3 separate regions of the Mus musculus genome follow, and all the other regions are linked to region 1. The links are chromatin loops, found by intact Hi-C in ENCODE. Cell type or tissue: left cerebral cortex. All regions are shown on one strand. Each heading gives the region's core, and the rest is flanking DNA. Links, peaks and the distances in the headings are about the cores only.

Region 1 (10,426 bases), core at 1,154-9,153:
TATTATGCATGACATTGCCTTGGAAATTGTACTTCTGTTTTTAATCTCCTATGTTTGCATTTCAATAAGACCCAGCATGAAACGACTGTAGCTAAATTTGAGCATGAGTTTGAATTGGTGTTATTTAAAAATGAGGGCACTTTGTTTCTGTCAAATATTAAAGTGCCATCTACTTCTCATACCAGAACCTTCAAAGTCATCTCTCATGATAAAGGTTGCATTGTAAATCAGTGTGAAAAACATGGATGTTGTCAAACAGTGCAAGAAAACATAAAAAGAAAACATTAGGTTTTTCACACTAACAAGTCAAAGATCTTAGAGATAAAGGAACAGGAAATTTACTGTGAGATCATGTCTCCTAGAAATGTCAGAGAAAGTACACCATGAAGTCTCACCAACTTAGCTGCCTAACCTTGACCTGAACAATGATGGCATCAATAGATGAACTAAGGGAGAAAACCTACAAGGCCTCATCCCTACTCAAGAGCAAGCAACTGGGGAGTGCTGAGAGCAGGAAAATAGCCCTCCACCGGGAAAAGCACACTAATTGGTTATCCAGCACCCATCATCAGCCCTGAGAACATAAACACACAAGTAACATTATACAAACTGAACATGTTGTATATATATATTAGGAAGAAATGCAGCAACATTTAAAGAAAAGAGGCCATGAAAAAAGTGAATATAATATAAATGCTCAATAAAAACATGCCCTGTGATACTCATGCAATTTAACAAGCTATCAATATGTATTTTTTGCACAACTTGAAATGAATTGTTTTTCTCTAAAATTTTCATGATGCTATCAGATCTATAGCATTGTCAAAGCACATTTAGATATTGTCTTTTTTGTTTTGATTTAAGACAAGATTTTGCAATACAGCTAGGCTAGCCTCACATTCACTAGGTATCCCAGGTCAGTTTTGGACTTACTGAACCTCTTACTTTCAGTGCTGGAATAACAGGTGTACTGGCTAGTTTTCTGTCAACTTGCCACAGCTGGAGTTACCACAGAGAAAGGGAGCTTCAGTTGAGGAAATGCCTCCATGAGATCCAGCTGTAAGGCATTTTCTCAATTAGTGATCAAGGGGGAAAGGCCCCTTGTGGGTGGGACCATCCCTGGGCTGGTAGTCTTGGTTCTGTAAGAGAGCAGGCTGAGCAAGCCAGGGGAAGGAAGCAAGCCAGTAAAGAGCATCCCTCCATGGCCTCTGCATCAGCTCCTGCTTCCTGACCTGTTTGAGTTCCAGTTCTGACTTCCTTGGTGATGAACAGCAGTATGGAAGTGTAAGCTGAATAAACCCTTTCCTCCCCAACTGCTTCTTGGTCATGATGTTTGTGCAGGAATAGAAACGCTGACTAAGATAACAGGTGTGCATGACCATGCACAGCTCATATCATGTCTTCAAGGTAGTGCTTCTTCCCTCGTATGGAGGATCAAGCATCCAAGGCTACCCGGGCCTATGTAGAATGACCCTATCTTAAATAACAAAAATGAATTAAAAGAAAGGAAGGGAAGAAGCTGTGAAAGAAAGGGAGAAAGGAAAAAGAAGGAGGGAAGGGGAGGGAGGGTAGAATTTTAGAGTCAGGAACTGATGGAAGAATGCTGCTTACTGGCTTGCTCCTCATGGCTTAGTAAGATTGTTTTCTATTGCCACTCAAGACTAAGTGCCAGAGGTTTCACTGCTGGGTGATCTGGGCCTATCCACATCAATTATTAATCTAGAAAATTCCCCACAGACTGATCTGATGGGGATATATTCTCAATTGAGGTTCCCTCTGCCAAATGACTCTAATTGTGTCAAGTCAGCATAAAACTACCCAGCACAACTTACCCCTTGTCAACTTCACATACAAACACATTACTATTTTACAACAACCTTTCTTCACACTTATCCTCATGATAATATATTAACATTAATAATATTAATATCATAATATAAACATTCCAACTTTTTAAAGTCCCACAGCCCTTAAGAATGTAAATACTTTGAAAATTCTGTCTCTTTAAAACATTTAAAGTCTCTCTAAAATTTTAAAGTGTCCCTAAAATATCCAAGATCTCATAATTATGGGCCCCTATAAAATAAAAAACAAATCAAATAATCTTAATTTATTTAATTAAATTAAATAATTTAATTATTTAATATCTCCAAAGTTGAAAAACTGTGGTTAAGTCAAATCAAATAAAAGCAAAACCAAAATTCAAAAGTATTAAGAATTTATGTTCCTCTGGACTCCAAAAGGTCTGGGAAGAATTTTACACACACACACACACACACACACACACACACACATATATACATCTGCCATCCAAAGCATATACAGCTTGTCTTCTAGGTTCGTGTTAGCTCCACTTCACAGCTGCTGTCCTTGGTGGTCCTCTCATGGTGTTGGCCACGCCACACCACCCTGCAGTTAATCATTACAGATGCTCTCACAGATCCACCATGTCTCTTAGTTGATTTTATATCCAATCAAGGTGAGTAGGGGAAGGGGACTTGAATGAGGTTGTCCACCGTAGGCTCATATATTTGAATGTTTGTTCTGCAGTTAGTGGACTGTTAAGGATTAGGAGATATGGCCTTGTTGGAGGAGTGTCATCAGGGGTGAGCTTGGAGGCTTCAAGGGGCCATGTCATTCCAGCTAGGTCTTTGTCAAATGCCTATAGGTTAGAAGTAAAGCTCTCAGTTACTGTTCAGTACCACGCCTGCTTACCTGTTATCATATTCCCTCCTATGATGATCATGGACTAATCCTCTGAAACTGTAATCAAGTCAATTAAATTCGTTCTTTTGTAGGTTTTGTAAGTCATGGTGTTTCTTCACAGTAATAGAAAAATAACTAAGAGCATGTATATTATTAATTATTTATTAATTAAATACATATAGACACTTAAATACATATTTCACACATAAGATAAGTCATGCAAATAAGTAACATTCTATACCATCAAAAAACTATCCCCTAAGAAAAAGTTCCATTTATAATGGCACTAAAAATAAAATAACATTTAGGAATAATCTTGACCAATGAGATGAAAGATCTATTTACTGAACACTAAACCACATTAGTGCAGAACACCGAGACACGAAAGAAATCCCATGTTTACTGATTGTCTTAAGATGTTTAAAATGTCCATATTACCCAAACACTCCTACAGATCCCATGCAATCATTTTTTTACAAAAATAGAACTCCAAAATGTTTCTGTGACTAGAAGAGATTCTGAACAGCTGCAGCAACCTTATTTAAAAAAAAAAACAAAAAACAACTTAACATTACAGCTGGGTCCCTGCATCCATGTACTTTACAAGCAGATTCAACACTGGGTGAAATTTTCAGCTGTATTGAAGAATATAGATGAAATTCTATACTGTATTGAACAGCAAAGTATAAAAACTACTAGTACATCATATTGTATTAGGTACTATTAATAGTCTAGAAATAATTCAAAGTAGAGCTTCTTAAGCCCTTTCACTAGTGACTCCTTTATGGCAGAATTTTTTCTCCTTGTATTTTATTATCTCTTTGTGTTTTGAACATTTTCACTTTCTCTCCTCCTAATCCTCTCAGTTTCAGACCCACTTCTCTAACCAACCCTCTTTGTGTTCTCATTTTTAAACAATTAAGTCAAATTTATGCTTCCCATACATGCCTGGTGTTTAGCCACCACTGGATTGTAGTATATATACCAGAGCCACACCTTCACAGGACACTGGGTATTCCTCTCCTAGCAGCCATCAATTACCATCAGCTTCTCAACTGGGGAACCATTGTGCCTACCTCCTTCCTTCATACTGCAGAGTCTCTTGCTTGAGCTTGCACAGGTTTTGTGCGTGCTGTCACGACCTATGGTTTCCTATGTGCAGGTGCCATGATATTTCTGTAAAATGGTTTCCTTGTAGTCATCCACCACCTCTGGTCTTGACATTCCCATGCCCTCTTCTGCGATGATCTCTGAACCATGGAAAGAAGATCTGTAATAGAAATGTCCTCGTAAGAGATTGTCATTCTGCAGTCTCTTAGTCTCTGCAACTTGACCAGTTGTGGGTCTGTGTTAATCACTATCTACTGCAAGAATTTTCCCCAGTAAGGATCAAGAGATATACTAGTCTATGTATATATTGATAAGTCATTAGGAATCAGTATAATACAATGTCCACTTAGAAGAATAATAGTTATAGTTTTTCCCCTCTGGACTATGACTGATTTAGCCACACACTCTTAGTCCCAATAATGGTGCCAGGTATGGGCTTTATCTTCTGGAGTGGATCTTAAAACCATTCAGAAAGTGATTGGTTACTCTATAACATTGCTGTTATTATTGTACCAATGGGTTTATCTTACTGGGTCAGTAGTTATTGGAACACACTGGGTTCACAGGTTGTTAAGCCTAATAATTACTTTTCTCTTCTTGTAACATGCATCACACTCTCCAGAGCTATGAAAGCTAACCAGAAAACGAATCTTGCTTCAAATAAGTACCAGTGTGGTTTCTCCATGTTCTACAACCCAAGGATGTAGTGTCTTCTGAAATAAGATCTTACTATCAAGTTCTGGAGAGTAACTCTGGTGGTTTGAATAACAAATGCCCCCCATAGGTTCAGGGATTTGAATGGTCTTTAATAGGTGACACTATTTGGCAAGAATTTAGTAGTGCAGCCTTGCTGGAGAAAATAAGCCAGTTGGGGAGGACTTCGACACTAAAAGCCTGGTGCTATTTGCAGTTGACTTCATGTCATGCTTGTGATTTAAAGATGTGAGCTCCTAGATTTCTGTACCTGCCATCATGCCTGTCACTATTGCTGAAGTCCCTGCCAAGTTGGAATATTGCCAAGTGTCCCTGCCAAGATGGATTCTTGTCCCTGTAGAACCATAAGCCAAGGTAAACTTTACATATTACCTTAGTCATGGTGTTTATCACAGCTACAAAAAGTGATTAGTAGAGTGAACAAAGGTGACAGCAACTGGATATTATGTATAGGAGGTGTTTGGGCCAACAACTTCAAAACACATAACCTACTATCTCTTCCACACTGGGTGGAGCTTGAGCATAGGACCTCAAAGCCCACCCTGACAGTGATACATTTCCTCAAACAAGATCACACCTATTCCAACAAGGCCACACCTCCTAATAATGTCACTCCCTGTGGGCCAAGCATTGAAACACATGACTCTATGGGGCCAAACCTATTCAAACTACCACGCCTACTTTTAGCATTGTTGCCCAAGAAAGTTTCATACAATCCTAGTTTGTGTGTGTGTATATATGTGTATACATATGTGTGTGTGTGTGTGTGTGTGTGTGTGTGTGTGTGTGTTACATGTGTATAAACTCATGTTTTCAACATGGTATATAAATTAGATATTTACTGATTATAAATCATAAGGAATTTTTAAACAATTATTGTCTATATAATTTTACCATTTATTAAAGACTAAAGCAAATTTATATAGTGATGAGATAGATGTGTGTGTGTGTGTATGTGTGTGTGCTTCTTTTTACTTAAGGATGCTTAAATATCTGCCTAAATATCTGATACTATAAAACACAAAACACCTTCAATATTTTTGGAGCTGAGCAATATTTTGCTTTTTTTATTCATCAATGTTAATTTTATATAAATACAAAATGGCAGAAGTTTGTTTCAGGCATTTCAAAAACTAATGAAATTTTGTCCTAACACAAGACAAAAATCATTTAACACATTTTAATGAAACCCAGATAAGTAATTCAAACAGCATTTTTTTAAATCTAACATTTTAACACAGTCCAAAGATTTATCAATTTGGTAATACATGCTGAAAAATAACAAGAGGGGAAATACTAATGTTTTCTATAATTAAACTGTTATGTTTCTATGAGAGCAGTTCACAATATACAACAGTGGAGTCTGAGCTGAAACATCTGAGCATACCCACTGGTGTATCCTAACTTCACAACACCCACAGTGCAGCGCTCTGTATTCAGAATCGGAGCTGCAGAGCTATGAAGTGAGTCACGGGTGAGCATTCCCAGAAATGCTACCAAAAATGCAGCTTCCCAGGTGCCAATGCCAAGGAAACATTTCACAGGAGGTTCTGCCTTTGCGATGCTGGTCTCTTCCTAATCACAGCTAAGTATTCAGCCCCAGATGGCCAGTGCCAATTGTCCTAGCAAAGCAAAAATTTCACTTTAGTGGCTCTAGTCTCTTGTTAATCAAACAGTGCTTCAAGCTCAGGTGACCAGAACCACAGATTCTTAGTTTAAAATACCTTTCACATGGCCCTATTAGAGTCTTTACGTCCATCTAAAATGTCACAAGCTAGCCTCCATCATCTGCTGCTCTCAGCATTTGCCAGCTTTTTCCACCATTATAACAGAAGAAGCAGCTTAGGAGAAGTACTCACTTCAGCTCACAGTCTCAGGGTGGGATGTCCTTCTATTTAGGGAAAGATGGTTTATCAGTGCTCACAGTTTCAGGGCAAGAAGCTCGGTAGCTGTTGTCCTCCGCTTATTGTAGAATGAGCATCTGACCCCACTATCGTGGATGACATGAAGCACAGAGAACTAAGTCAAGAGTTTCACAGTCCACCATCTCTGCTAGTCAGGCCATGGTGCATAAAGGTGGCACAACCTTCCAAAACAGTGTCACCAGCCAGAGACCAAGTGTTTAAGCACACCAGCCTGTGTAAGACATTTCATATTCAAATGGTAGCACACGCGAGTTCATGAAAGGAAAGTAGGACTGTCTGAAAAGTACAGGGAGAGTTGGAGATCAGCATTAGTCATCAGGAAAATCCAAATAAAGACACAAGAGGTATTGTGGCAAACTTACTCCTAGAGCTATTTCTGAAAGACAATGGGACTGCATGTTAGCAAGAATGTGGAGAAGAGCATCTATGTGTGATATTGATGGTGCAGCCATTATGGGACACAGTGATTGCCTCAAGTGTAGAATGGTCTTGTAGCACAGCCACCTTCTGAACTTGGATGTTGGCAATGGAGCCAGTATGTCAAAGAGATCTGCTTAGCCCAGGGATGGAAAAAACCCAAGTACTCATCAGCAAAAGTATACAGAACATATCATTCCTACTGAAAACCCTTTGCTTCTGAAAAGGTCATGGTTGCTAATAATCTGAAATGTACTTCCTATTATATTCATTTTAAATATATCGTCTATTTGAAAGCAATAAAAAATCTTAAATTTAAGTACCAAAGTGTATACTCTATGCTAAAATGATGACCAATTTCCCATAAAATCCTTTTAACAATGGCTTTCTGGACTTCAGAATTGGCCATAAAATAAGAATAAAATTCTTTTATAATAAATTAAGATATATGACATGATGTTATAAGATATATTTTTAATAAGGTAAAACAAATTAACATATCCATCATTTCATACAGCTATGAATTTTTCCCATTTGTGGTAAGAAAAAAAAAAGCAACTGAAACTACACATATAGTACAAATTCTAAAAATAAACCAGGCACGGTGGCACAAAAATTGAATGCCCACATGTGGGAGGCTGAGGTGGTAGGACTGAGAATTGGGGTCTGCCTAGGCTACATAGAGAGTTCAGACTGGGCTACACAGCATGACCTTGTCTCAAAACGCAAATGAAATCCTAAATCCACAATCATTAATGATGGTCCTTACCTTACTGAGGTCTTTCTAGGTGTCTTCATCACACCTATTTGGTATTTTAGAATCTTAGTTTAAATCTCCCCAGTCTCTGTTGACATTTTAATAATAAAAAATTAGCTAATTTTTATTTTCATCTTTATATCTAGATATTTGATATATTTGACTTCTCCTCTCTCTCTCTCTCTCCTCTCTCCCTCTCCTCTCTCTCTCTCTCTCTCTCTCTCTCTCTCCTCTCTCCCTCTCCTCTCTCTCTCTCTCTCTCTCTCTCTCTCTCTCTCTCTCTCCTCTCTCCCTCTCCTCTCTCTCTCTCTCTCTCTCTCTCTCTCTTGATTACACACATGAGTAAGAATTAGCAATCTTCTTTCTATGCCTGGATTACTTCACTTCAGATTTCACTTTCTTGTTCCCACAATTCTTGGTGCCTCTTAAATGGAGCACTCAATTTACTCCTCAATCTTATAACGGGTGGTTGCTGGATATAATTAAAACCTGGTAAGTCTTCATATGTTCATTTTATTCACTGGCTCCCAAAACAAAGAAACTTAGTAACTCTCTAGTATCAGAGACTCTCTTTCCTTATACAAGGACTAATGAAATCTCCAACTACATAAAAACTTCCTTATTGGGCTTGGGGATTTAGTTAAGTGGTGGAGCGCTTGCCTAGCTCTGAAAAAAACAATTTTTCCTCATTACAGGTCACAGTGAAGGCTACTTTGCAGGGTTCTCGTCCTCAAGTCTATTCTCCTTGGCATATCTCTTCGTCATTCAGCTATCCACTGTGCTTACAGGTGCTATTGACACTGACTGGGCTAGATGGAACCTCCACAGTGTCCCAGCCTCACTGGGTACACTTGACTCCTTAATCTAGAAGAAACCTCACAACTCCTAAACAACACCCTTCACTGCTGGAACAACCTTATCCCTTCTTCTAACCTTTCCTGTTGCCAATAGTCAACAACTTTCCAACTTTAATGTAGCTCACTTGGTTTCCTTTTTGTTCCTCCTGAAGTCTGTGACAATTTAATAGTTGACTTATCCTAATATTTTCCTAGAACCCTCAGTGTATCACTGGTTAATAATTCATGTCTTTAAGCCACATAATTGTTGTATCATTATCCCTATTTTCTGTAAGTTATCTTACAAAAAAGTCAAGTTTGCATGACTTGAGGATTTATCACAACAGCTTTGTTGCTGGGTTACCATGAGGCAGTGCCTAAGATAGAGTACTTTAAAGGATATTTGTTGAGGTGTGCAATGGAGTACAATATCCCTAAAAGGAGAAGAATTAAGCAAAAAAAAAAAAATTGACAGAGCATGATACCGAACTGTAACACATCATCAAACAGAGCCTCAAACTATGCCATGAGGACCTCTGGAGCTGCACTGGCCTTTGAAAACTGGGATCCAGTCAGGCTTCAGGTGCAGGATTCTCATGTGTGGGTGCAGAGGAGGTCATATTTTGGACAAAACAACTGGAGATGATTTTTAGAAGTACAGATACTATCTTCTATTCAGAAGGGAAATTCAACATCCACATACAGTTTTACAGGCAAGACATACAAGCAAAAAGGTTGTCTAAAATTATAAAACTCTTTAATAAATTCTGAAGAAGATGTAAAGCCAAACTTATAAAATGATAGATGGTTTTAAAGAAAAAAATGGATGAATTCCTTAAAGAAATACAGAAACTACAATTAAACAGGTAGAGGCTTTTAAAGAAGAAACAAAGAAATATAGGAAAATACAATTAGACAGGTGAAGGATATGAATAAAACAATCCAAGACCTGAAAGTAGAAATAGAAGCCATAAAGAAAACATAAAGCAAAGGAATCCTGGAGGTGGAACACCTAGGAAGAGAACAGCAGATGCAAGCATCACCAACAGAATACAGGAGATGGAAGAGAAAATCTCGGGCATAGAAGATACAATAGAAGAAACTGATACATCAGTCAAAATGTTAAATCTAAAAAATTCCTGACACAATACATCCAGGAAATCTGGGATACCATGAAAAGACCTAACCTAAGAATAATAGGAATAGAAGAAGGAAAAGAGTTTCAGCCCCAAGGACCAGAAAATATTTTTAACAAAATCAGATGAAATCTTCCCCAACTTAAGAGGGGGTTGGGGGCCTATAAACATGCAAGAAGCTTATAGAACACCAATTACACTGGACCAGAAAAGAAAAATCCTCCTGCCACATAATAATGAAAGCACAAAATCTACAGAACAAATATTAAAACTGGCAAGGGAAAAAGGCCAGATAACATACAAAGGTAGACCTATCAAAAATCACATCTGACTTCTCAACAGAGATTAAAACCTAGAAGGGCCTGGACAGATATCTTCAACCTCCAAAAAAAAAAAACCAAAAAACAAAAAAACAAAAAACAAAAAAACATTGCTGCCAATCTAGACTACTATACCCAACAACTATTATATATATATATATATGATATATATATACTATATCTCAATCACCATAGATAGAGAAAATAAGATATTTCAAGACAAATTCAAATGTAAACACTATCTATTCAAAAATCCAGCCCTACAGAAAATACCAGAAGGAAAACTCCAACCCAAGAAGGATAAGTACATCCAAAAAAACCCCAGTGGAAACAAGTAATACCAAACCAGCAAAAAGAAGGGAAACACACACACCAACAACAACAGCAAAATAACAGAAAGTAACAATCACTGGTTATTCATATCTATCAACATCAATGGACTCAGTTCCCCAATAAAAAGACAAAGGCTAACAGAATGAATGTGAACACAGATTCCATCATTCTG
Region 2 (10,426 bases), core at 1,239-9,238, 450 kb before region 1:
TCTCCATTAACATAGAATATTGACTTTCCACATTCTTCATTCAGCAAGTGCTGCTGATGTAGGAAGAAACAAAGATCAAACACATCAATATGAATCTTTCTAGCTCTATCTCTATGCACCAAATTCCACATGTAACTGAAGAAAAAAAATATAAGAACCTGCCTTCTGTTTCTTGAGTAGACACACTAAAACACCCCTGCTTTCTGAAAACCAGTGTTTCTTATAACTTATACATAATTGAAAGCAATAAAGAGCTTATTGTCATAAAGCACATTTTATTTGCTAGGAAAAGAACCTCATGCACATGTTAGTGTTGGTTATAAACATCACATTGGTGTCTAAAGTAAATAACATAGATAAGAAATGTCACTACATTTTAAATTAAGACAAAGATCCATCACAGTATGCTTACTAATAAGTTCAATTCAATTCAATTCAATAAATATTCACTGGATGTTTAGCATGTGATGTGACTGTTCTAGAGACAATGAAATGAAAATAAATGCAAAGAAAAAAATCAGAGATTCAGTATTTCATAATGTAAGAAAGATCTTCAGTAATTGCATTGTATAGTCTATAATTAGATATTGAGATACAAGATTTCATTGATAAAACTAAGTAACTGGGTAACTTGTGGAGTCTGGCATGACTTTCTTGGGAACTCACACTTGAATCTGTAGATGTTTACAAGGCAACTGGGGCATGATGGCTGGGGCTGAGGGCTGTGGGCTGGGGCTATGGCTTGGTTGGGGCTGGGAGCTGGGAGCTGGGGGGCTTGACACTCTGATTGCTACAAAATGATGAAAAAACCTAAGCTGCATGGATAGAAAGCTGAAAATAATGAAAGACAGGATTGCCAGCAATCTTTTCACTCTTCTTATTTAGTGATTACAGGCTCCCTGGTACTCAAATAATATAGAGGTTTAGGTCTCACCCTGAAGGTGCTGTCCGTGGTACTGCTACAAAGCTGAAAACAACGAGGCCATCCAATATGCCTGAACAAGATCTGGGAGCACACACATGCATGCTCGTGCATGTACACACAAACACACACACACACACACACACACAAAACCAAGGTACAGTACATTATATGTATCTATCTCTTAAGGCCTTTCAAGGGAGCTAAGGAGATTGTAGTTCAATTACAGGATGCACACCAGGCAACTTGCAGCTGCATATAGTCTCAGCTCAGGGGATCAGACCCAGTTGCCTAGCTTCCATAGGCACTCACACATACACATAAATATAAATAAAAGCCCTTTTGAAATAAGCCGTCAGTATACTTTTATAATTTGGTGGAAAACCATGGAATAAGTATGAAAGCTATCAAACAGCCTCCGTGACCATCATCCACTGTGGTGCTTTCAAAACTGGAACATATGAAATATATGGAGAGCTTTTAAACTATTAAATCCAGATTTTCTTTGGAATAATTAACTTAGAATCTCTGGAGGAAAAACTCCACTAATGGGTATTTTCCAAGGATCTTGAGATAATTCTAATAAGCATTCAATGACCACCAAAGGGAATCTGAATTCAAATGTGGAAATATCTATTACATGTGCAAAGTAAATTATTGGTTAAGGTATTACTAAAGTATTTATGGTATCAATACATACATCTATCTTTGCCAATGGTAGGTAAATAATATTATGTGTGTACAACCATTCAGAAGTAATAAATGTATGTTATAATGTGCTTTATAAGGTATTAATTTTAGGTACATATAATAGATATCCAAATAATTTTAGAATATCTTATATTTCAGATATGTTGAAAGTGCAGAGAGAATATCTTGTGTATTGTATGGATGCATCACCTGTCAACTACAAATCCTAAACCTATGGTTTAAACAGGAAATAGAGGTGAGAAATACAGAAGAAAAAAGAATTCTGAGATAGAATCAGGTGGCAGATTGTTCTGGGAAAATGTAAAGAAATGGACACAAGGTACCTGAGCAGAGGCAACCAGCTATGTGCGGGAATGTAGGTTAAAATCAGTGTGCTATCTTTATTCATCATCTAGTAAAAGAAGGGCCTAGTGAATGGCCAAGGTATTTTAAATATGTTTTAAATCTGAGTCTTATTTCTGGGAGCATGGTGCTGGGAGGAAGAACTGGGACCTATCTTCTACAGAAAAAAAATGTATATTTGGATGGGTTGGAATGTAGGGAGGATCATATAAGAGTTGGTGAAGAGGAAATTGTAATCAGAGTATACTGTACTAGAAATAATCCTTTGCTAATTAGAGAGAAATGAGAGAGAGAGAGAGAGAGAGAGAGAGAGAGAGAGAGAGAGAGAGAGAGAGGTTTGACTCATCTAAAGCCATAAAAATTTAAGAATTTCAATACACAGCAAATTGTATTTCATATCTAGGACAAAGTTGGCTCTTTAACGCATGTCTTCTGGGAAGGCAGAGAAATGTCACTCTTCCCATAGTACATTATTAAACAGTTTAACTGTAAAAAATTTTTAAAACCTATTAAAATTGTTGAATAACATCCAGTTTATGTATCTTATTAACAATAAACTATAATTTCCCATCAGTTACTTTACCAGTGAATATGTTTTCAATGACGATAGTTTTAATCACGGTTTCTTCAGACTGGGAGAAAGCTGCCACGAGTGTTTGGCTTGCATGCATAAGGGCCTGACGTGGATCCATAGGTCAGGTGGAGGACTACTGATTTAGTCTGATGATAAACTCACAACTAATAAGATTCTCCCTGTGTATCTTAAAGATAAGTAAAACCAGTATTCAGAGGAGAGAGATTAATACACAAATCTTATTACTGTTGTTACTGTAAGTCACAAGTGGAGAATGCAATCTGAATGAAAATCTATTAACTAGGCCTGGATCTTCCCTAGAAGAAATGCCTCGTTCATAGCAGAGACATTTATACCTCTTTGGCAAAGTATAGCAGGCAAGAATAAACATGTATAAATACATCTTCAATGTTCACTTGTCCTGAGGCATGAGGTTTAGATCCTACCCACTATCATAAAAACATGTAATATCTAAAAATTTCAATTTTATTTAAAGTATAAAATATTTAATCTAAACATCATTTCACATAAAATGAGAATAGGGGAAATCTTAGCTATGGAATTATACCACGGCAGATAGTTAATGGTTATGTGACTCATCAACTTTTACATAAATGCAATCCCCATCAACAGCTAATAAGGAAATCTTTTTCATGTCTGATACAATTATTAGGGATTATTTGTTGGAATTTTATTTTTGCTCTTAGTATTTTCTTTTTCCAAAACTGTTCCTGCAAAGGCTCCTGCTTAATAATCATAGCCACACACCCAGTGGCTGGGTTCCTAGCATGCAAGTAATGCTACAGCCTACACAGGAGCTTACTTTACCTGCACTCTATCCTGGTTTTAATGTACTATGTCTTCACTGGATCCAAATCAAGATAATTAAAGTGACACATTCAGTCTGCAACTGTGTCAAATGTGTCTGTAATCTAGTGGACTAATAGAATGAATCTATTTGTTAACATAATGCCATCAAAAACAAATGATATGTTTACATGGAACATGGGTACCATGAGGAACTGTGATGTGTACTTCCTCACTGAGTCATACTGGTCTTTCTACAATAGCCACTTGACTGATGTCCCTATTAATGTCCTGTTTATGAGGAGAATTACTGAAATGAACAACCTATATAAGATGAAAATTTGTGGTCTCCTAACAGGCTGGTTTCATTTTAATTCCCAGTGATTGACTCAAGTTTTTTAAGAAATCTCTTGTTTGTAAAATAAATAAATAAACAATTAAGTTTAAGAAATCATAGGGAATAAAATAAAAAGAATACTAAACATACTTCTTGTTTAAATATCTGTGTAAAATCTGATATTTACATTTTATGTAAACATCAAGGATAAATAATTTAGGGGAAAGAAAAAAGGAAAAAAGGAGGAAGGGAGGAATGGAAGGATTAAGAGAGGGAGAAAAAGAGGGAGAGATGGAGGAAAAGAAAGAAGGAAAGTGGCCCAAGAAAGAGATATAAAGTTGAATGGAGAGTATCAAAAACTGGTTTGCTAGCATTTGCTAGAAGAATCATAACCTGTTAGAAAGAGGTTCATAAAGTGAACCTGAAATTAAAAATAAACGTGCAAATTCAGAAAGCAAAATGTGTCATAGCATAGAGCAAAGACCACATTCAAATTAAGTGAAGTCTACACATCCAAAGGTTTCCTGCTTCACTGGACAGATAATGAATAATGGAACAATTAGCCTAGGGCATGGATAAGTTCATTTCAAAAGTGCACTGGGTAAGCTGGCTACTACTTTATCCTCATCAGCCAGGCTTCTCACTTATCAGCCCAGTCTCATCAACAAGGACCTGAAAGACACTGACACAAGAAAAGGCAAACCTGGGTGACTGCATGTAGATGGCTTAAATTCAAGCCTCATGTTTTATTTATCAAGGTTCAAGTGATAAAAATTTAAGGGCACTGTCAAGTGAGGCAGATAGATGGCTTTAAAAGCCTTGGGCATTGCTGCCTCTCTGTGCCTTCTGCTTTCCTGAGCAGGGTCATTTAACCTCCAGATTCCACTCTTCATAATAAAAAGTCCAATTTACTTCCTCAATATGACCTACTGGAGAAATAGTAAAAGTGATTAAAAAGGAGTTTTCAAAATAACGTAAGTGCTTCATCATACTTAAAATCAGAGTGCACACAGTTTCAGACTTTTAAGAAAGCATGAAGCCATTTTAAAATATTAGGCATTATGTGTGTGTAGTGGGTAATCTTTATTGTCAACTTGATTGAAATACTGCCTACCTAGCTTAGTAGATCACATCTCTGGTTTGTCTCTGGAAATAGTATCAGGAACAATTCAGAAAGAAGATCTATCTAAATATTGGTGGGACCACAGCCAGATGCTCATAAGGAGGTTATTGACATCTTAGAACATAAGGAGAGTTAACATCATCCCCATTGTCTTTGCTTCTGGTAATCTTTCTCCTTCCTCCTTCTTCTCCTTCTTCTCCTCCTCCTTCTCCTTCTCCTCCTCCTTCTCCTTCTTCTCCTTCTTCTCCTTCTTCTCCTTCTTTCTCCTTCTTTCTCCTTCTTTCTTCTTCTTTCTCCTCCTCCTCCCCTTCTTCTTCTTCTTGATATTTTCTCTATTTACATTTAAAATGTTATTCCCTTTCTAGTTTCCCCTCCAAAAATCCCCTATTCTCTCCCCGCTCCCACTGCTCCCCAACCCACTCCTGCTTCCTAGCCCAGGCATTCCCCTATACTGGGGCATAGAACCTTCACAGGATCAAGGGCCTCTCCTCCCATTGATTACAGACTAGGCCATTCTCTGCTACATATGCAGCTAGAGCCATGAGTCCCTCCTTGTGTTTTGTTGTTGTTGTTTTGCTTCTTTGATTGGTAGTTTAGTCCCAGGGAACTTTAGGTTACTGGTTAGTTCATATTGTTCCTCCTATGGGGCTGCAAACCTGGTCATCTTTATGTCAGCTGCTGTGCTCAGCTAGGTCCTCTTTGCCCTGACTGAATGAAGCCTCTGACAATGAGAGACCGGAAAAAAATGTTTTCTTCTCTTGTGCTCAGGTACTTTGTTACTACACTAAAAAGCAGAAAACAACAATGAGATTGACAAAACAAAAACAGAAAGCAAACTAGTTTAACAAAACTGCTAAGGGCTACCCAACCCCTGGGATTGTAGTCAACAAAAATTTCATGCAGTAAATGAGACTAGAATATTTTACTGAGCATGGATGCCTGCCCAGAAGTTACTCATTTCACTGCGTGATTCTGAATCATTTTACAGATGGGAAAAGAGTTGTCTTCCAGCATGCTATCGGGAGCAGCACAGCTTAAATATAGTCAGTGGGAAATCTATGAAGTGGTTCTAACACATTTTGAAGTTATATGAAAACGAAGAAATGCTACAATGAACCTGTGTTAAGAAAAACGGTACCAGACATAAAAACAAGAAAGTAAGTCCAGGACCCTTTCCTTTGTTGCTGACAGTATACTACACAGTGGGAAATATTACTAGGCTGGATGCAGGAACACAGACTAGAGATTTAAGACTTAGATTCATGCTTCTGTAATGATGTCTTCTACATGGTTGGCTTAGGAGGTTCACTCTACACCCATTCTTGACAGCAGTCACCTTCAGCTTTTATTCCCAATCCCCACCAAGTGTTCATGTCTTTCTTGGTCCTATTTATGCCAGATATGTAATACATTGGTGGATCAGGGAGACAACTCTTGGGCTCACTTGCTGTGTGATGGCTTTACAGATTTGCTAATAGGAATAGGACTCTCAATTTCTGATATTTCTCAGGGACTTTGCTCCTTCTCTCTTCGTGTGTGTGTGTGGTGTGTGTGTGTGTGTGTGTGTGTGTGTGTGTGTGTTCAGAGATAAAGTCACATGACATGTAATCCAGCCTGGACTCTAACTTACTATATAGACAACGATAGCCTTTAACTCTTGATACTTATGCTTCTGTTTCTCACATGACAAGATTGCAGGCATGCACAACTGTGGCCAGGAGAGCTATTGAAGGAACCAGAGTCCAGAGCTCTTTTGTGATCTTGATACACCTTCAGTTATTTAGTGCTTGTCTATGGCCTTTTGCTCTCTTTCCATATCTTTATATTTTCCCTCTATGAAAATGTACAGCGTTCAGACTATCCTGACAATCCTTAGAACTAACAGCTAAAGTGCAAGGTGAATAAAAGAACAGATTCAATGTTCAAGATGCTCGAAGTCCTTTAAGGCAGGTAGTATTTGAGGGAAGATCATATGTTTTTGAATGTAAGACTCATCCTTTCTTGTAGAGTTCCTCTAGAGAAAAAAAAATTACGATCAAGTTTTTGAGCACCTAGGATAATATCCAGATACAAGCAAAGCAAATGAGATACATGTATTAAAACTGTCAAAGGACACTGTGTTTCATTAGGAAAAGCAAGTCAAAATACATTATTCAAATATGGTGGTTCTAGTTAAGAAATGTGCGTGGGGTTTTTTAAATAGGTAAGTTAGATTGTAACTGTTCCCAAAGCAAGAAATAAAAACATTCAAGATAAGATGTATAGAAATCTAGATTATCTAAATTATAAGAGCCAAACATAAAGAATATTGCATGATCTCACTTATATTGAAATATGAAAAGAATTATGGTATGATAAGGGGGGAATATAAGGTTATTTTGGTCAATGAGTACAAACCCATAGGAGGAACAACAATATAAACCAACCAGTACCCCCAGAGCTCCAGGAACTAAACCACCAACCAATGAGTACACTTGGAGGGACCCATGGCTCCAGCTGCATATGTAGCAGAGAATGGCCTTGTTGGACATCGATGGGAGGAGAGGCCTTTGGTCCTGAGAATGCTCGATGCCCCAGTGTAGGGGAATGCCAGGACCAGGAAGTGGGAGTGGGTGGGTTGGTGAGCAGGGGGAGAGTGGATGGGATAGGTTTGGTTTTTTTTTTTTTGGAGGGGGGGAGGAACCAGAACAGGGGATAACATTTGAAATGTAAATAAAGAAAATATCTAATAAAAATGAAATACAAATAAAAAGTAAGTCATTACTTTCTGATAGACTTGAGGGGTTTAATCTGAAAAATTCTATGCGAGGATATATTTTTAAAAAAAGAATGGACAAAGAAAACGTGGTATATTCTCATTTGCACAATGAAGTATCAATTGACTCTTAGAAAAAAAATGACATTGTGAAATTTTCAGGCAAATGGATGGAAATAGAGAAAAAAAATCATCCTGAGCCAGGAGACCCAGTCCCAGGTAGACAAACATGATACGTATTTACTTAAAGGGGATATTAGCTGGTAAGTAAAGGGTAATGATGCTATAAACCATAGACCTAAAGAGGCTAAATAACAAAGAGGGCTCTAGATGGGACACATGAATCTCCCTGGGAAGTGAAAATAAGATATTTTGTGGTTAGACTAGGTGCCAGTTGGCATGGGAAGAGGAGAATCAGGTAGGTGAGGCAGGGACAGAGGCAGAGAGTGCAGATTGAGATAACTGGAAACTTACTGCAGTGTAAACTTCCTGGAGCCTATGGGGTTTATCTTAGCCAGGATGCCTACTTTTTGTTTGTTTGTTTGTTTGTTTTTGTTTTTCCTTTTTTAATGACAGTGTTTAAATTAACCATTTTCTGTAACTGGTGGGACTAGGACACCAATGCAGCCAAAATTCCTTCCACCCATACTTGTCCTGTCCTGCCTACAAGATGAGCTAGAGCAATGTTGGCTCAGAGCCTTTGGGAGTGGCCAACCAATGACTTGTCTAACTTCAGAACTAAGCTAAGACAGGAAGTCTGTGCCCAACATTGCCTGAATGGCCAGAAGCCAAAAGCTGGATAGCTCAGAGACCTGGTGTAAAACCAAACACAGCTGACATTTTTTTTTTAAGTCAGTGAAAAGATTCCTTAATACATTGTTCTATTTCACAGGCTGGTGCCTGGCCACAGAGAGAATTCCTCTTGCAGATGATGGAAGCAGATGCAGAAAAGATCCACAACCAAACATTATGTGGAACCTGGGGAAGGATTATAGGATCCAGAGGGGTAGAAGACAGCAGGAAAACATGGCTTTTAGAATCAGCCAAGCAAGACCCATAAGGGCTCACAGAGACTGAAGTAACAATTATAGAGCCTTCATTGATCTGTGATAAGTCCTCCACATACATGCTGCGGTTGTTTAGCTTGGGGTTTTAGTGGAAACTCTAACACTGGAAGTTGTGATGTCTCTGACTATTTTGCCTCTTCTTCATATACTTTTTCTCTTCCTGGGTTACCTTGAACATGCTGGATTTAAGGATTTGTGGCTTCTTTTGTTGCATCTTGTTATTACATACTCAGTTGGTATCACTGGGAGTCTTATTATTTTTCTGAATGAAAACCAAGATGCAGTGAATGGAGATGGAGTATGGTATTTGAAAGAGTGAGGAAGGGAAGGCTGTGGTCGAGATGTATTATATGAAAGAATAATTAAAAGCATTTATTAACAATAAAAGTGGGAATTTTATAAATATACCTATTATGCAGTTAAGACGTGATAAAAAAAACAAAAACTCTAGAGTAAATTAAACATATATCTGAAAGTCAGGGCAAAGGATTCATCTTTTCTTAAACAATAATATGTGAGTTATCATTTTTTGTTTATTTAATTTAGACTTAAGAATTTGTCCTTGTATCCTGATGTTTTTCATCTATACCAATAAAATTAGTGGTTATAATTTATGATAATGCAGGAGGCATGGAAAGCCAAGATAACTTAGAACCAGTAACTTCCAGGCAACCAATCCCAGGAAGACCTACTTGTAGAACAAAGGACTTATAAAGACCAGTGAGGAGACACCTCACTGATCTGATCAATGCTGACAAAGCTCTGCAGATTATTCAGTGGGGTTCTTGGAGCTTAAATGAACCCTGGGTTTCTTTCAAAGCATCTCCCTAAGAGAGATGATGACTACTGAGCAAGAGGGCTGTGTTCTCAAAATGTTTATCCCATGAGGACTTCCTGCTTCTAGAAACCTTCATAACTTTTTGAAAATACACTTCTTGTTAGTACAAGGAAGTTATCTCAAGAGGAAACATGTCCTATCTTTATGTAGATCTGGAAAAGCTGTTGCATTGCCATGACAAAGCTGGCAACAGGGTGACATCCAGGGCTGTGACAAGTATAAGCCAAACATACACACCTTCCTTGACCTCCGTGTGTCAGATTTAGTAAGTGCAAAAATAGGCAGTCGTCCCCATCATCTGGTTCAGCTTTCAAGCCCAGTTCTCCAAGAGGAAATCATGTCGATTCAGTGAGCACTTCCTATGGCATGTTACTCTCCATCCAGTTAGATTAATTACAACTGTAATTAATAGCCCCACAAGGATGCCTACATTATTATTGCTCATGTGTTTGTGGGTTATTATAAGCTGACATGTCCAGAAGCATACCATAGCTTTTAAAGCAACAGAATGCAAAAATGCTGAGGACCCACCTCTGAATCCTATGATGAACACACATGCTCATTCATTTCTGATGGAGTTGTGTCCTGATAAGCTTTTCGCCAATTCAAAATAGTCTAAGTCAACAATTCATTTAATACACATATGGCACCAAATATCCTACCTTAAGTACTATAACATTGCACAGGGTATGGACAATGCTTTTCTGACTGACTGGCTTCCTGGAAGCCAAGCATCACTGAGACAAGCAGCGCTGTGACAGAGGAGCGGATTAGGTCTAGCTTAAAAGAAATAATGAAAATTCTAAACTCAAGATAATTTTGCTGAATACATTTTGTACCACCATAACATTGTAAAATCCTCATCATAACTCTGTGACTGTCTAAACATAGAAGATTGTATCATGCTCTGACAATGCATTCAGATTATTGGTCTCCCTGAAGGCCACCTC
Region 3 (10,426 bases), core at 1,064-9,063, 430 kb before region 1:
ATTGAAGACTCATGCTACAGTCCTAAAGGTATTGGAAAAAAATCCAACTGTGTCTGGTAACTAAAAAAATAGAAATAATACTTAGTGAAATGTGGGGCATGGCTAGGAGGTCTCTGAAAGGATGGCACAAGAGTCTCTAAAAAGCTGTTGCCATTTGCATGAATGAATGGAGAGTCAAACTGTTTGGTCTGTGAGCAGATATGTATGACAAGGAATATGAAATAGTTGAGACTTTCCGAATTGGAAATAAAGCTTTTCTCACCAGCATCCCCAAATATGCTAGGGATCCAAGAGTATGTATGCCTCCTGTTTCTGAATGAAAGTGTTTATTTCAGTCGTACTGTCCCTGAATTGTTATTTGTAGGTGGAAGAAGACAGAAATAAGTAATGTTTTTAGACCAGTGGGTCTCTTGATCAGCAGACAGTATATTTGGGCATTGCCTCAGTCACTGTTCTATTACTGTGAAGAGATACCATAAAAAGTCAACTCTTATAAAAGAAAACATTGAATCGGGAGCAATCACAGGTATGTTAGAAATTCCAAAATCAATATTATAGATTTCCAAGCTTAATAACATAAGTGAGTGAGTCTTTTAAGTTTCTTGGCTGGAAATGAGTTCATCTCATATGGGAGTAATTTAAATATTTATGACTACTGCAGTTAGACAACTGGCTGGAAAAGAATATGGAAAGAGCCATATATCTTCCTGTGTTTACCCTTTTAAAAAAGTATACCATTAGAAGAATCTGTGTACTTATACCTTGAACCTGAACTGGTCAGGTGACTTTCTTTATCATTGGGACCTTAGCAAACAGGATTCATGAGCTTTGATAAATGCAGTGGAACACACTTCTTTGTTACACTTACATATCTAAGTAACATGCAGAGTGTTATGCATGAGTAAATCACCAGAAGGCCAAGAAATATGTGGGACAGAACTAAAGCATCCATTTCCTGTTAAGCCATACCCAACCATGAGGCTCTGAACTAACAGGCATGTGGATGAGATCAACAGATGCCATGTGAGTAAACCCAGAGGATACCAAGAGATTGCCAGTCAGATGAACCAAGCCCAACCATTGGCTTTCAGTAATACTCACTCCAAGAATCATTCACTCTATAGTGAAAGCTAACTGATAACAGGAAAGGAAGTCTAGGAGTAGCACTGAAGTTGGTAATTGTTCTTATAGTTCCCATATTTTTTATAACAAAAAGATTTTGGAATGTGGACCAGGTTGACATGACTTCATTCTGATCACTTGTACAGTATCTGCCATAAATGTAATAGGAGAAGAATGGAGTTTACAAATGAACTCCAGATCTGAGGAACTAGAGACTAAGGGGAACGAATGGAGGTATGTATGGCATGTATGTTCTATAAATTTAAAAGTCCATATGATATACTTCCTTCTTCTTAAATCTGAATGCAGTCTCTTATAGCATAGTATATTTTATTTATCACTTCATCTGTCAACAGAAGTACTTAATACCTTATGGTGATAATCATTTCACAATTTATATGTGTATCAAAACAATGTTATATTCCTTAGATATATAAAATGTTGTCAATCATTTCAAAAAGCTGGAATTCTTAAATGTCCTTTGTCATCACAGTATAAGAGACTCCTTATTAACTTGACACTTAAACATTAGGTATGACTAAGGATCGATGAGTTGAAAATAGCACATGTCTTGGTCACATTTGTAAATTTAAGGATGCTGTCCATGTTTTATATGGAGCTTAGACAATAAAAAACATGCTGAACTTTCCTTAGAATGGTGGCGAGTGATAACTTTAAACTAGGATCCAGAAGATAATAAGATAGAAGATAATAAGAGAGTATGCACTGTTTGCTTGACCTGGCAGGTGGAGGCTGTGCTGCCTTGCCAGTGCCCACCTGCTATCATTTGCACCAGTGCCCACATAACCTGTCCCATATCCTTGATGGCTGCTACCTAGAGTCCATACTTCATACTCAGAGTATGAGTAACTTTCAAGTCATTTTGGCTGGCCCTATGATGAATCAAGACAAGAACTTCACATCCAGTGTATGTGGATGTCACAATAAAAGAAGAGAACATAGCAGCTTTGTGAGATTTGCTTCCTCATTCTATCATTTTGATGCATTGTTTTATTAAGATTCAGTGAAAAGTATGTGGTAATTAGATCTGCATTCAGTTCTAAGGTTATCATCCACTTATCATCCACTTAGTTCATGATGAGACTTTAGATATTCACCAGACACTCCTTGCTTGCTATGTCTACTACAGTCAGGACTAATAGCATGTGATTCCATTTACTTGCTTAGATTATTTTAAAGATCAAACATTATGACTATGTACATATTTAGGTGATGGCCTTAAAGTTCACATACCCTGAGAATTTATGTATTGATACTTCACCAAAGAGATGGTATTAAGATATGGTATCGATAAATGGGACCTCATAAAATTGCAAAGCTTCTGCAAAGCAAAAGACACCGTCAATAAGACAAAAAGGCCACCAACAGATTGGGAAAGGATCTTTACCTATCCCAAATTGGACAGGGGACTAATATCCAATATATATAAAGAACTCAAGAAGGTGGACTCCAGAAAATCAAACAACCCCATTAAAAAATGGGGCTCAGAGCTGAACAAAGAATTCTCACCTGAGGAATACCGAATGGCAGTGAATCACCTGAAAAAATGTTCAACATCCTTAATCATCAGGGAAATGCAAATCAAAACAACACTGAGATTCCACTTCACTCCAGTCAGAATGGCTAAGATCAAAAACTCAGGTGACAGCAGATGCTGGCGAGGATGTGGAGAAAGGGGAACACTCCTCCATTGTTGGTGGGATTGCAAGCTTGTACAACCACTCTGGAAATCAGTCTGGTGGTTCCTCAGAAAATTGGACATAGTACTACCGGAGGATCCCGCAATACCTCTCCTGGGCATATATCCAGAAGATGTCCCAACCGGTAAGAAGAACACATGCTCCACTATGTTCATAGCAGCCTTATTTATAATAGCCAGAAGCTGGAAAGAACCCAGATGCCCCTCAACAGAGGAAGGGATACAGAAAATGTGGTACATTTACACAATGGAATACTACTCAGCTATTAAAAAATGAATTTATGAAATTCCTAGGCAAATGGATGGACCTGGAGGGTATCATCCTGAGTGAAGTAACCCAATCACAAAGGAACTCGCACAATATGTACTCACTGATAAGTGGATATTAGCCCAGAAACTTAGGATACCCAAGATATAAGATACAACTTGCCAAACACATGAAATTCAAGAAGAACGAAGACCAAAGTGTGGACACTCTACCCTTTCTTAGAAATGGGAACAAAACACCCATAGAAGGAGTTACAGAGACAAAATTTGGAGCTGTGACGAAAGGATGGACCATCTAGTGATTGCCATATGCAGGGATCCATCCCATAATCAGCTTCCAAATGCTGACACCATTGCATACACTAGCAAGATTTTGCTGAAAGGACCCAGATATAGCTGTCTCTTGTGAGACTATGCCGGGGCCTAGCAAACACAGACGTGGATGATCACAGTCAGCTATTGGATGGGTCACATGGCCCCTTATGGAGGAGCTAGAGAAATTACCCAAGGAGCTAAAGGGAACTGCAACCCTATAGGTGGAACAACAATATGAACTAACCAGTACCCGGGAGCTCTTGTCTTTAGCTGCATATGTATCAAAAGATGGCCTAGTCAGTCATCACTGCAAAGAGAGGCCCATTGGACTTGCAAACTTTATATGCCCCAGTACAGGGGAACACCAGGGCCAAAAAGGGGCAGTGGGTGGGTAGGGGATTGGGGGGGTGGGTATGGGGAACCTTTGGGATAGCATTGAAAATGTAAACGAGGAAAATACCTAATTAAAAAAAAAGATATGGTATCAGGCCTTTGGTTCATGAGTGTGCATCCCTCTTAACTAGCATTGCTGACTCTATAAAAACAATCCCAGAAATCTCCCTATCTTTTAAGTCATGGTTTGTATCATACTTTCTATCATGTCTTTGATCAAAGTGAGAACATATCATCTATGGTGCAAAAATAAGTCCGTATCACTCAGTAAATCTGCTGGCACCTTTTTCTTGAATATAACAGATCTCAGAACATTGAGAAATGAGTTTCTGTCATTTCCAATACCCTTTATTTACGGAATTGTTATAGTATCCTGGAAAAGCTAAGATAACTTACTCATATGTATCTGATTTATTAAGAAATGGGTGTTATGTTAACTACGATTACAATCTGGTCTTTAAATTTAGAATGAAAATGGATCTCTGTAAAAACCCAAGAGATGAAGATCAAGCATAAACCTTGTGAATGGCTGATACAAGGGATCTGTAGGTGTGGGCAGAGAGTCTGGGCACGAAAGCTAGAAACTTGCTTTGAAACAGAGAACATAATCATGTCTTTCCATTGTACCACACTTCTATTTTAGATACAGATTTTATGGGAAGTGCAAATTCTCAGCTCTCTTACAAATCAAGATGGATCACTTGTCCCTGCTTCTGGCAATGCTGAGGCTCTGGACCAACATCCATAGCCATCTGTTAATGTCAATGAGAAACAGCTCAAAGTGGGAGAGATAATTTATTATAAGAATAAGTAAAAACAGACATGCTTGCTTTTTGCTTTTGTTTTTTGTCTTTGCCAAGATGCCAATATTTGATTCCTTACAAATCCTCTCTCCTAAATATGTTTATACAAGTGATATCAACTTTGATTTTGAAACATATTTTGTATCATTGTGTGTCCTCTGATACTGTGATTTATGTAATTTCTACATGGGAATATTTTGTATTTAGTTTCTTAATGTACATTGGATGCCTGGAAGATGTTTATCAGATACATAATGGACGAATGACACTAAGCAGACTGAACAAAGCACTTCCCTGACCTGTGGTCCTGGGGTTGTGTGCCTCAGGTTCTCTGTCTCTGTTTTCTGTGTCTTTATACCCAAAGTCCCCATTCAGATAGTTTTCCTATTCCCTGAGCCCTTATATAAGGATAAAATAATAATAATTATTATATATTAATGTATAATGTATTCATTATATATTATATAATTAATATGTAATTATATAATAATATGTGATTGCATGTGTAATATTATATATTATATAATCCACGGTCCTGAGTTGCTTATGTAGAATTTAAGAACATATTGCAAATTCATTTTTTTTTTACTCCTTCAGCAACAAAGACCTACGAAAAGATGGATTAGGGTATGAGTTGACAGCAAAGAAATATGAAGAACCTTCTTAAAATACCATTAGGCAACATTTGCTAGGGAATATGAAACTGATTTTCCCACCAAATTAGCTTGGGAATATGGTTAAATATCTAATGATAGGGAAGATAAAAGGATATTTCTTATAAAAACATGACTAAGACAGCTGGATTTTCATACAAAGAATATGAAATCAGATTTACTTACTTAGTTTGCATTATGCATAGTAATTCCAAATAAGCTAAAGAGAAAAATGCAACAATCCAAAGGTGGCTTCAGACACCAACTTTATTCCCTCAACCTAGGGCAGAACAAGATAATCAAAAGCAGACGATGTATTGATGCAATCAAGAGACAGAGACAACCAAAAGTTCCAAATATTTTTAAAAGGAAAAAACTAATAACCTGAAAAATCTGAAAAGGTTTATTTCTAAAAATATCAGAAGTCTAAGTAAGAATAGATAGAAAAAATTAGATATTTACAGATGCAAATATTATAAAACTGAAAGTATATATGATCCAAATAATCTTGAAAGCTAGATGTAATAGTTAATGTTCAGAAATAATATATTTTACTTAAAAAGTAGGAAGTACTAATACAGCAGCAACCAGTAAAAAAGTTATTAGTCGCCAGCCCCCTTTTCCTACACAGACAGATCCTAAGCCCGGGTTTGTAAACACAAGTATTTTACTCATTTAGAAAGCAGGTAATTGGGACACTTATATAAGTTGTTGAAGAGAGCAGAGGCAGTGGAAAGCTCCCCAGTTTGTTTTATGAAGCTGTGTCCTTCCCATCTGAACAGGAGGACAGTGGCAAAGCACAAGCAGTTTCTTGTGGAGCAGAGGGAGCTTGGGGTGGAAGGTATATAGGGACCCGAGGACTTTGGGAAACTCAAAAAATAGTCGTTGATGGAAAGAAGCAAATCTCATGAAGAAAAGTGGGGATTTGTGGACCAAACATTATCTAACCACAAGAACACCAAACTAGTTCCAAACATTTTTCTGTCACATACCCATGCAAAGATAACCCTACAGATGGACTTGATAGCATTGCATTACTTTTAAGTGCCATAGAAGAAAATTTTATAACACAAACACACACACCCTACATAAAAATAGCCTCTGAAGAGAATCAATGCTATCCATGGATACATTTGGTTATCTCTCTGATAGGACACCATTCTGCATTCTGCTTAGCTTCTTGAATAATAACTTACAAATGTCCAAGATAATGTTTATGTTATAAGCTACAAACAACTTGCTGTGCCAGTCACCACAAGTAACTAAGCTACCAAACAAGTAACTAAGTATCTCATCATCAGCCTTCACAACTTTAGCTTATTAAGGGAATCACTATTATTTTATATGATCCAGTGGTAGAATATACTGTGATCTCACACAGATGAATGACCATCTGTGAAACCAAATACAACAAGGGGTTGACTTGTTTGTCTCTTTGTTTAATTTAGGTGATAGAGATTGAATGTAGGGCCTCCACATGCTAACATATACAGGGTTTCATTCCTGCCACCCCCAAATTTTGATGACTATGATAACAGTGATCATAATGATGATGACAACGGTGATGATGATGATGATGAAGAAAAAGATGGTGGTGGTTGTGATGATGATAATGAAGATGATCATCCCATTTGTTAGTTTATATTTGTGTCTTCATCTTATAAATTACTATAATCAAATTTAGGATTAGTTTAATTGCTCAAAGCACCTAACTACATATAAGTGTTTTCCTTACATGCATATCCATATTTACAGAAATATGCATTTATGTATATGTAAATACATATATTTACATTAACATGTACATAGAATTTTGTTTTTGAATTTTTAAGAGTAAATTCTATCTGATAACTTTCTAATTATTAGTTATTGTTTCAGATTTTGCAGACACGCTCTCATGTAGCCAAGGCTGGCCTTGAACTCATTCTCAGCTGCAAATGCCTTTGAACTTCTATTCCTTCTTCATTTACATCCCAAATGCTGAAATTAAAGATATATATCACCACATCTGATTATGTGGTGCTAGGGATCAAACACTCTGGTCAGATCAGGCAAGCTCTCCAAGCTGGCTTTCATACTCAGCACCTACTTATTCTTAATAGTAAAATTCCGTGGTCAACTTTATCATTTGTAGATTGTATCATTAATGTGGTACTTATTTCTATTAATTATTTTTCCATTAAACCTACATTTGGGTTATTTTAAATACCATTTCTGTTATACTAAAGTATAGTTCTGACTAACAAATATATATATTGTTATATAATTATACATAATATATTGTTATATATTATAAAGAGACTATACTTATATAGAGAGGATACTAGCTGTTTTATGACACACCCTACTTTAGCTTGGTTAAGTAGAATCTACCTAAAGCAAATATATCTGCAAAGGCAGATCATTCTTATGCACACAGGCTGGTGCTGGTCTTTCTGGAGCAGTCTTTCTCCCAACAGCATGCCCTTTCTTTCTAAGTATCACCTTTTCAACAAATGCCCTTCAAGGTCACTGAAAAAAAGAAGCTCTGTTCCTAAGGTAGCAGGCAGAGTTGTTCTCAAGAGGCCTGAGACAGAAAGGATATGGATCACGTTCCTTTGCAATCACTGGCTAGAGCTAGTCCCATGGCAGTGAATAAAGCAAAGGGTGCTGGGAGGGAGAATATTCTATATTCTCAGACAGGAAAGAATGCCTGAAAATCCTTGGGAAACTTTACCACAGTTCTCTTTTCAATATTGAAATAACATTTCCTTTCTCAAATATCAGTTTTCACACTGAATTCTCTATCATAATAATTCAGCATTGAAGCATTTGCTTCCTCTTTTTAATATGAGGTTAAGAAAGATATTTGACAAGCTTCATGCTTTTACTTTTCCCACAAATTATATGCTTTAGACATAATGGCAGTGCTTATGAATACAGTTTGGTGCATGTCAGTAACAGCTCTTAATGACTCAGAAAGAATGTAATGATCTACTATGATCAAAACTAATCTGCCATAAAGAGAACACAGATATCAAATGACTAACTCTGTGCAAACAAATCCAAATTAATTGCCTCATTTGTTACATCATCTAATATACACTTTAACATTGCCATGACTTTATACAGACACCCAGTGTCTCAGAGAAACCTAGAAACTGTCATCACACAAGGTATAGAAGCAACCTGCTGTGTGATATGAAGCCTACTTCCCCATGGGCTTTGTACACGTACCAATTATTTATTCAATTATGACATTGTGGAATAATGGAACAAAGGTTTGCTTATGCTCTGTTTTGTTTTTTGGGTAAACAAGACAAATATATATAAACATGCATTCATTTTCTATACATTTTTCAAATTATTTTAATTTTTAAACTAAAGTATAATAATATCATCTTTGTTGTTTTTCCACTTCAATACTTTTCATGTCCTCCACTCACACTTGCTCCATCTCAAATTCATGCCCTCTTTTTCTTGAATTATTATTTTGACATATATGCATAAATAATAAGTGAATAAATATATAAAACTTGCTTAGTCCATTTGCAGTTAATTGTTTGTATGTGTTTAGGGTTGATCAGTTGGTTTTATATAAAATACTACTTGACTTGACAATGCTCCACTCAGGAGCCAGAGACTATGTGGCAGAAATCCAATTTCTTTTGTGAAACCTCTTTTTGGGGTGTTGATCAGAAATCAGAGACTTCTAAAAAATATATACCCTGTTGGCATTTCCCTTGGTTGACTTTGAAGGTTGAAGGCAAGTCCCATATGTTAAGTTTGAAACCTGGGAGAAGCAGCTGAGGTACCTATTTAATATATCAAAGCAGACGTGTCCTCCAAGTTCTCTCAGCATTCCTCAGTCCTCTTCTGTTACAGTAAATGACTGGCAAACCCACCCCCTACTCTGAAGTCTCCAGTCCCAGGGGCTAGGTAGCCCTTCCCTGAGAGGTTCTTCCATATATAATCCAGGAATTTTGGTTTCCCACACCTTTTTTAACCTTTGCAGCAGCTGGTTCCCCTTTCTCCAGTCTTCTTTCACCTCCCCTTCTCATATATGATCCAGGGTCATAACCACTCTGGATTTTGTCAGATCTGTCTCTGGCTATGCTCTCCTACATAGTTATAATAAACTTTCTCCTAGGAGCAGTGATGTTCTCTCTCTCTCTCTCTCTCCCCTCTGTGTGTGTGTTTGTCTCTGTCACTCTGTCTCTCTCTGTCTCTCTCTCTCCTCCTCTGTGTGTGTATTTGTCTGTCTCTCTGTCTCTCTCTCTGTCTCTCTGTCTCCCTGTCTCTCTGTCTCTCTCTGTCTCTCTCTGTCTCTCTGTCTCTGTCTCTGTCTCTCTGTCTCTCTGTCTCTCTGTCTCTCTGTCTCTCTCTCTCTCTCTCTCTGTGTGTGTGTGTGTGTGTGTGTGTGTGTGTGTGTGTGTGTGTGTTTTACCAAGAACTTCATAGACACAGCGTACTTCAAACACATGACTCAGAGGATCCACACTGAATCTGACCTAAGAGACTTCCACCAGGAGGCATCAAGTTTCTACAGGATTAGGTACATCCTCTCCCACTGAGGCCAGATAAGGCATATATGTGGGTTTGTGTCAAGGAGTGGTACAATCAGGTCCTGTCCCAATGCTGTTGCAGATGTGCAGCTTGGTCTTCATATGAGTCCACTAACAGTTGGAGTGTGGTCTGTCCCTTAACACTTGCCTTGGATGCCCATTTCTAGGTGGACTGCCTGGTAGGGCCTAAGTGGGAGAAGATGCACTTAGTCCTGCTGGTATTTGATGTGTCAAGGTGGGTACTTCCTCTTTTCTAATCCCCATCCCCATTCCCCTTCTCACACCCTCTCGACCCAGTTCCCTTCCTCCATCTACCTCCTATATCTACTTTATTTCTCCTTCTGGGTGAGATTCATACCTCCTCACTTGGGATCCCCTAATTACTTAGTTTCTTTGGGTATGTGGATTGTGGGATGACTATCCTGTAATTTATGTTTAATGTCCGCTTATAAGTGAGCCTGGGCCATGTGTGTCGTTCTGGTACTGGGTTCTCTCACTCAGCATGGTATTTTCTAGTTCTATCCATTTGCCCACATATTTCAAGATGTATCTGTTTTTAATAGCTAAATAATATTCTACTGTGTAAACTGCACCACATTTTGTTTATCC

What was found. A loop is a pair of places that touch in the nucleus more often than their neighbours do. Peaks named below come from ENCODE experiments on the same cell type or tissue, not always from the same donor. Only the 100,000 strongest peaks of a DNase experiment are listed, where the experiment ranks them.
Region 2: it touches region 1 in a loop (4-fold over the local background); 2 of 42 quality-filtered maps call a loop at or near these places.
Region 3: a loop joins it to region 1, with 2.8 times the contacts of the local background. A loop is called at or near these places in 2 of 42 quality-filtered maps.

The regions. Positions count from the first base shown.
Region 1 is chr3:8,492,189-8,502,614 of GRCm38, forward strand. It overlaps Gm41993 (a long non-coding RNA gene), which reads right to left and starts at 7,714. Exons shown (of 4, transcript XR_878669.1): 1 at 7,642-7,714; 2 at 6,390-6,731; 3 at 3,783-3,976; 4 at 2,181-2,662. In left cerebral cortex, for the core only: a CTCF peak has its summit at 5,968; a DNase peak (open chromatin) is centred at 5,996.
Region 2 is chr3:8,045,587-8,056,012 of GRCm38, forward strand. No RefSeq gene overlaps it. Among named protein-coding and RNA genes, the nearest start is that of 1700010I02Rik, 96 kb to the left of the region's middle. In left cerebral cortex, for the core only: no CTCF peak of the experiment used is centred there; a DNase peak (open chromatin) is centred at 5,779; H3K27ac peaks cover 255 bases.
Region 3 is chr3:8,060,859-8,071,284 of GRCm38, forward strand. No RefSeq gene overlaps it. Among named protein-coding and RNA genes, the nearest start is that of 1700010I02Rik, 110 kb to the left of the region's middle. In left cerebral cortex, for the core only: no CTCF peak of the experiment used is centred there; a DNase peak (open chromatin) is centred at 4,461.